Regions from separate parts of the Homo sapiens genome. Here region 2 is linked to region 1. The links are chromatin loops, found by intact Hi-C in ENCODE. Cell type or tissue: B cell. All regions are shown on one strand. Links, peaks and the distances in the headings refer to the core of each region. The heading gives the core; the rest is flanking DNA.

Region 1 (2,921 bases), core at 305-2,804:
TAGTATGATCCAGGTATACCAGGCAAATGCTAATGAGAAGAAAAGTATGTGTGGCAATATCAATAATGGAAACATTTGAATTCAATGGGAAGGACACTAAAAGGGACAGAAATTATTTGATTAAAGTATAATCCATTAAGAATTATAACTGTGTGAACCTTTCCTCCATCTAGGAGTAAAACTGCCCCAAAACATGCCAACAGCAGTTAGAATTGCTTTTCCAATTAGTGGTTTAAACACTAATGTGCAACTTCAGTAAATGTTTTCCTTGCAGCTATAGTAGATGAGATTGATTCATGTAAAATTTAGGAAATTTGTATGAATAAGCAAAGTGTATCTATTTCTAAGGAATAGCAAGGAAGTAGCATGTCATGAACAGAGCTGAGCATCTGACCCAGGCCCCACATCTGCCTGGGTGGGTGTGGATGAGCCTATTTTACAGTTATTCCAGGTTTTTGGTCTGCTGAAGACCAAATATTGTGGCCAGACCTACCTCGTGGAGTTTATTGTGAGGGTCTGATGCACTAACACAGTGCCCCTCAACCTTCTCAAACCCACTGCGTTGACTCAGTAAACATGTTCAGATGCCCCCTTTACTGACTCCTTTATTGCACTAAGATGAACTTCACAGAGAATATGTCTCACCTCCTAAAAAATGTCCACGCAAAGTCATCTCAGTATCTCAGTCCACACAGTGTCCACACAGTGTATCTCAGTATGCAGAAATTGGGGCAGGCCTTCTCTAGAAGCCGGAAAGCAGTAGCCAGTGCTTCACACCTGCATGTAAAATCATGGTGAATGTGACAGTTATAAGTGTAGCCCCATATCTGTGTGTTATTTGGTGAGCTACATTGTCATTGGCGATGTGGTTTTCTGAAATGGTAAACCAAGCTTAGTAAAGCTCCAAGCTATATATAGTAGACTCCTTACTCAATGTGTATGCTATTTGCATTCCTGGCAAATTCAGTATGTATGAAAACTATATAATAAATAGTTAGCGTTTAAGTGCAAAACAGAGTCTGGTTCCAGGCCCACATATTGATTAAATGATAAACATGTTCTTCATCTACATGAAAATCCAGTGGGACATTAGAAAATCATACATTATGTGTGACAATCCCCTGTACTGTGGGACATATAGTAATCTTGGCTCCCAACTGTCCAATCCCTGTAATAATCAGTCTCCCATAAATTTCCCCAGCGCCCCCCAGGGGGCAGAATGGCTTCACCACAGGCCCTGAGATGTACCATATAGAAAGGAAACTGGTGTGTGAGGGCTCTTCAGCTGCCTTCCTGTGGGTATTCTAGTTAGGCATTTAGATGTCCTGTGGTATTAGGCAGAATACAACGTCAGTTTAGGGAGATTTTAATATTTTATATGTCTTTGTCTAAGAAGAAAAACAGAGTGGGCTACAAGACTGTAGTCACTTAGCATGCAGCCTGAGACGCGGCATCGCCAGCCTCAGTGTGCCTCTCGGTGTGAAATCACCAACTGTTGTCTGAAAGATGTAAGATGTTTGTTCTCTGCGGTGGGATGACATTCCATTTCAGCATTATACATCTAGCCTTTACCCAGGATTACGGATATATTGGTACTTTGCAAGGCACACACAGCAGAATATACAACAAGATATTTGAGTGTTTAAAGTGCTTAGTGGAATGTACCAGGTCAACTTCCACTGAAAGGCACAATGGTACTGTTGATGAAAAACCAAGTTAACGTGTATGTCAGCGCCCCCTAGAGGCGGTTTATTAGCAAGTAACGCGGACTGGAATTCACCAAGACCTTGGGCCCACATTCCCACTCTGCGGCTTCCCTGCTGGCTGGGACTCAGCCAGACTTTGCCTCACCTAGTTCGTTTCTCATCTGTAAGATTGAGACCATACCTAGTGCTATCAGTATGTTGTGAGGATTAGATGAGAATTGGCACATAGTGTGTTAACGCATTTCTTCTCCTGAAAGTCGTTTTTTTTGGCGTGAAAGATGCTTGCCTGCTCAGTGCCTGCTGTGGGCCTTATGACCTGTGCCACTCATCCTCTGGCTTCTGGGCTGCTGGTGACACCTGGTGCATCTTTCTGTTTCTAGACAAGCTCTCCCCTCATGAAGCAGCAGCCTCTTGTACTTTACTGTTGCTTCTCTTAACTTCCAGTCCATCAATTAAAAAAAAAAATTGGCAATATTAAGTTAACTAAATTTGGGGGTCATTTTCTGAAACCTATTTATTGCCATTGCAGGTTTGTCCCAAATGTTTTAAACAGAAAGCTAACGTCTGAAACTGTGTTCATACATTTATCACTCCGAAAGCCATTCTTAACTCCGAGTAATTCTTTTAACTTAACCGACTTATCTGTGGCTCACAGAGTTGGGTGGGTGTGGGTGTGGGTGTGAATGAAGTTCTCCAGTTAGTGGATATAATCCTGGGTACTCTTCAGAAAAATCAGTCTCTGCTTTGAGCACTAGTATGAGCATAAGTTGCATTTTTGAGTTACGGGATGTTAGGTACAACTATTCTGCCATGATTCAAGGTTGCTGCCTACTAAGATGGACATGAGAAAACATTCAAAGGGAGCTCTTAGAAGTGAGCAGTGCCCCTTGTTGACGAAGAGAACCTGTGAGCTTTTGGTGCTGAGGTTCTCTGCTGGCCTCTGGTAGGAGCTGTGGGGAGCGTAACCTGGGCTCTGTTGGGGCCTGAAGACAGGCAGAGATGTCCTTGGCCACCAGGCCACCATCTCTTGTATCAGATGACCTCCTTGGCCCTTTTTAAAAACATGTAAGGTAGAGCCAGCACTACAGAGTTGCAGTTGGGGTTTACAGTGAATGAAACACTAGTAACGTGAATTTTCTTTTTCCCTGAAAGCAGTTTAATACTAAAACGAAGGATGGGTTCACCGTGAACACAAAAGTTCCCAGCCTTAAAGAC
Region 2 (2,921 bases), core at 155-2,654, 170 kb before region 1:
TATATGCAGCACTTCCCTTTGCGGACAAGGGAGTGGCGAGTGAGAACATGACCCCGTAGGTTCTCTGGAGCAGAGCGGTGTCCTTAATTAGACAGTTCCCAGAAATTCCTCTATGACAGAGTGTGTGTGTGTTTAATTTTCATTTTTTGAGACAGAGTCTCACTCTGTTGCCCAGGCTGGAGTGCAGTGGTGCAATCTCGGCTCACTGCAAACTCTGCCTCCTGGGCTCAAACGATTCTCATGTCTTAGCCTCCTGAGTAGCTGGGATTACAGGCGTACACCATCATACCCAGCTAATTTTTGTATTTTTAGTAGAGTCGGGGTTTCGCCATGTTGGCCAGGCTGGTCTTCAACTCCTGACCTCAGGTGATCTGCCTGCCTCGGCCTCCCAAAGTGTTGGGATTACAGGTGTGAGCCACCGCGCCCAGCCCAGAGTGTGTTTAACTGCCTTTATTTTAAAGTTGACCAGATAACTGGGCGCTTAATTTTCAACCCTTTAGAAACACCCAGCTGTTAATCAACACATTGTCACTTAAATTAGGCTCTTTTTCTTTTTAAAGAAACATATTCAAGAGAGAAAATGATTTCCCCTAGACCCTTAATTTTCTTCGTTTCAGCAGCTACATTTGGAATTGTCAAACCATTGCTATGGGTGTTTGGGTCTAAACCACACGTGGATTTCACAGACAGTCTAACTGAAGAGCTACTGAGCAACTTTGGCTGCATCTTCTTGGGTAAGTTTCAGAACTGCCAGTTGAGCATGGCTAGTCCCATTTTACAGATGGGGAAAACAAGGCAATGAATTAATGGGGAAAAACAACTTACCAATTTACAAAGCTCATAAACGCAGAAGCCAGGATTTGACTCTGGCCTATCCTCCCCCACCGCCCCCCCCACCCCCATACCCCTTCCTTTTTGCCGGCTGCCTCCACTAAATTTGCAAGGTCCCTTGGCCACATGTAGCTTACTCTGTCTTAAATAAAATCCCTTCATGATCCCCAATAAAGCCTTGGGAAATGTGTGAATTTCCCCACACATGCTGGAAGTGTATGAATTTCCCTACACATGCTGGCCCAGCTCTCTAGCAACCCTACAACAGAGTGGTGTTTGTTGTTGAGAAAGAGGGATCTGCTTGGATGTTGGATACTGTGACCACGCAGAGCTGGCTGCGGGAGTTCCCATAAATCCACCCTCTTTAGCATTCTGAGGCCAGCAGGGGACGCTGACGAGCACCTTCTCCGTGTGCTTTGAGGAGGGCGGATTTCACACACAACATAAAGACCAGTCGGTGCAACCGTAGGAAAAACAAGGATTTCCTCCAACCCGGTTAACCACATCCCAACACCCAGCCAGAGCCCAGATTGGGCTCTCTGGATACCAGTGAGCAGCTGAGAGACCACATTCAGGGACCAGAGCGTAGGTGACGTGGTGTTCATGAGGACAGTTGTTCAGAGCGTGCATTGCAGTCAGACTCTCGCTTCATCTCCTCCTGGCTATGTAAAATTTATGCACATTATCCTGATATTTCTCAGCCCGACCTTCCTCCTCTGTACTAGGAGGACAGCGTGGAATAATAGAGTGCTCAGCACAGGGCCTGGAAATCAATGAGAACTAGGGAATATGCACTAGTGGAACTAGTGAACATCATTCTCAAAAACAGATATTTACAAATCCTAGACGGTGAAAGAAATGGGTAATAACCACGACCTCACAGTGTCTGTGGGCAACACTGAGCAACAGGTAGCTTAGAAAGCAGTTCTGGCCAGGCACGGTGGCTCATGCCTATCATCCCAGCACTTTAGGAGGCTAAGGCAGGAGGATTGCTTGAGGCCAGGAGTTTGAGACCAACCTGGGCAAACACAACGAGACCCCATCTCTACAACACAGCTTTTAAAAGTTAGCCAGGCTTGGTGGTGTGCACTTGTGGTCCCAGCTACCTGGGAGGCTGAGATGGGAGAATCTCTTAAACCCATGACTTTGAGATTCCAATGAGCTGTGATTGCACCACTGCACTCCAGCCTGGGTGACAAAGCAAGACCCCATCTCAAAAAGAAAAACAAAAAACAAAAAACCCCAGTTCTTACCACCTTCACCATTTCCTAAGCCCCATGTCACTGTCACAGTGACTAATGATCAACCTCAGGGAGCTATGTTCACCTGCAAATACACTAAGACCCCATTCTTACCTTTCTAAAGCCGTGGAAGTCACTGTGCAAGATGTAAATATACAGGTAAATTACAGTCTCCCTCTGATTGTAGACAGAGTCCCTTGGAAAAACCTTTCAAGTTAAGATGATAATGTAATAAATGTTTCAAATTAAGATGGGAATGACCTCCATATCATAATAGAGGGTTCTGGGAACTGACTGGATCTGAACCCTAGTCTAAGTACTTACCTATGTGACCTTGGGCAAGTTACTCTGTTCCTCAGTTTGTAATTTATTAAATGGATAATAAAAGTATGTATCTCATAGCTATAAAGGCTAGATGAGTTGATGTGCATAAACACCAAACACAGTGCCCAGTACCTAATAATGTCTGATATTATTTATTTAAGACACAGTTGCTGGGGCTATACCATTAATATATCCCAGGCATTAAAAGAAATTAGTATCTTAAAAACTGATTGTAATGTGATGTCATAAGTGATGCTTCTCACCTGGTATTGAAATTAGACAATAAAGATGATTATAAACAAAGTGTTACAAGTTCACATAGAAGGAAACAAATCTGTCTGAGCATCTGAGAGACATCCCATTGAAGTTGAAACTTCAGCTCTGTCTTAAAGATAAGTAGGAATTCCTTCACAAAGAAGGCGGTTATCTTAGGTGAATATTATTAGAGCAGAAATTGATTTGAATAGGCTCAAATAAAACTGCAAACTAAAATGGGAAGTATGAAGGAAATGCAGACAAACCCTC

Evidence for each region. Peaks named below come from ENCODE experiments on the same cell type or tissue, not always from the same donor. Only the 100,000 strongest peaks of a DNase experiment are listed, where the experiment ranks them.
Region 2: a loop joins it to region 1, with 31 times the contacts of the local background. A loop is called at or near these places in 27 of 110 quality-filtered maps.

Annotation. Positions count from the first base shown.
Region 1 is chr1:230,916,240-230,919,160 of GRCh38, reverse strand. TTC13 (tetratricopeptide repeat domain 13) reads left to right here. Exons shown (of 23, transcript NM_024525.5): 18 at 2,859-2,921. Among named protein-coding and RNA genes, the nearest start is that of C1orf198, 49 kb to the right of the region's middle. In B cell, for the core only: CTCF peaks have their summits at 1,543 and 1,749 (motif pointing left); a DNase peak (open chromatin) is centred at 1,730; H3K27ac peaks cover 828 bases.
Region 2 is chr1:231,090,426-231,093,346 of GRCh38, reverse strand. No RefSeq gene overlaps it. Among named protein-coding and RNA genes, the nearest start is that of FAM89A, 52 kb to the right of the region's middle. In B cell, for the core only: a CTCF peak has its summit at 1,220 (motif pointing right); a DNase peak (open chromatin) is centred at 1,226; H3K27me3 peaks cover 239 bases.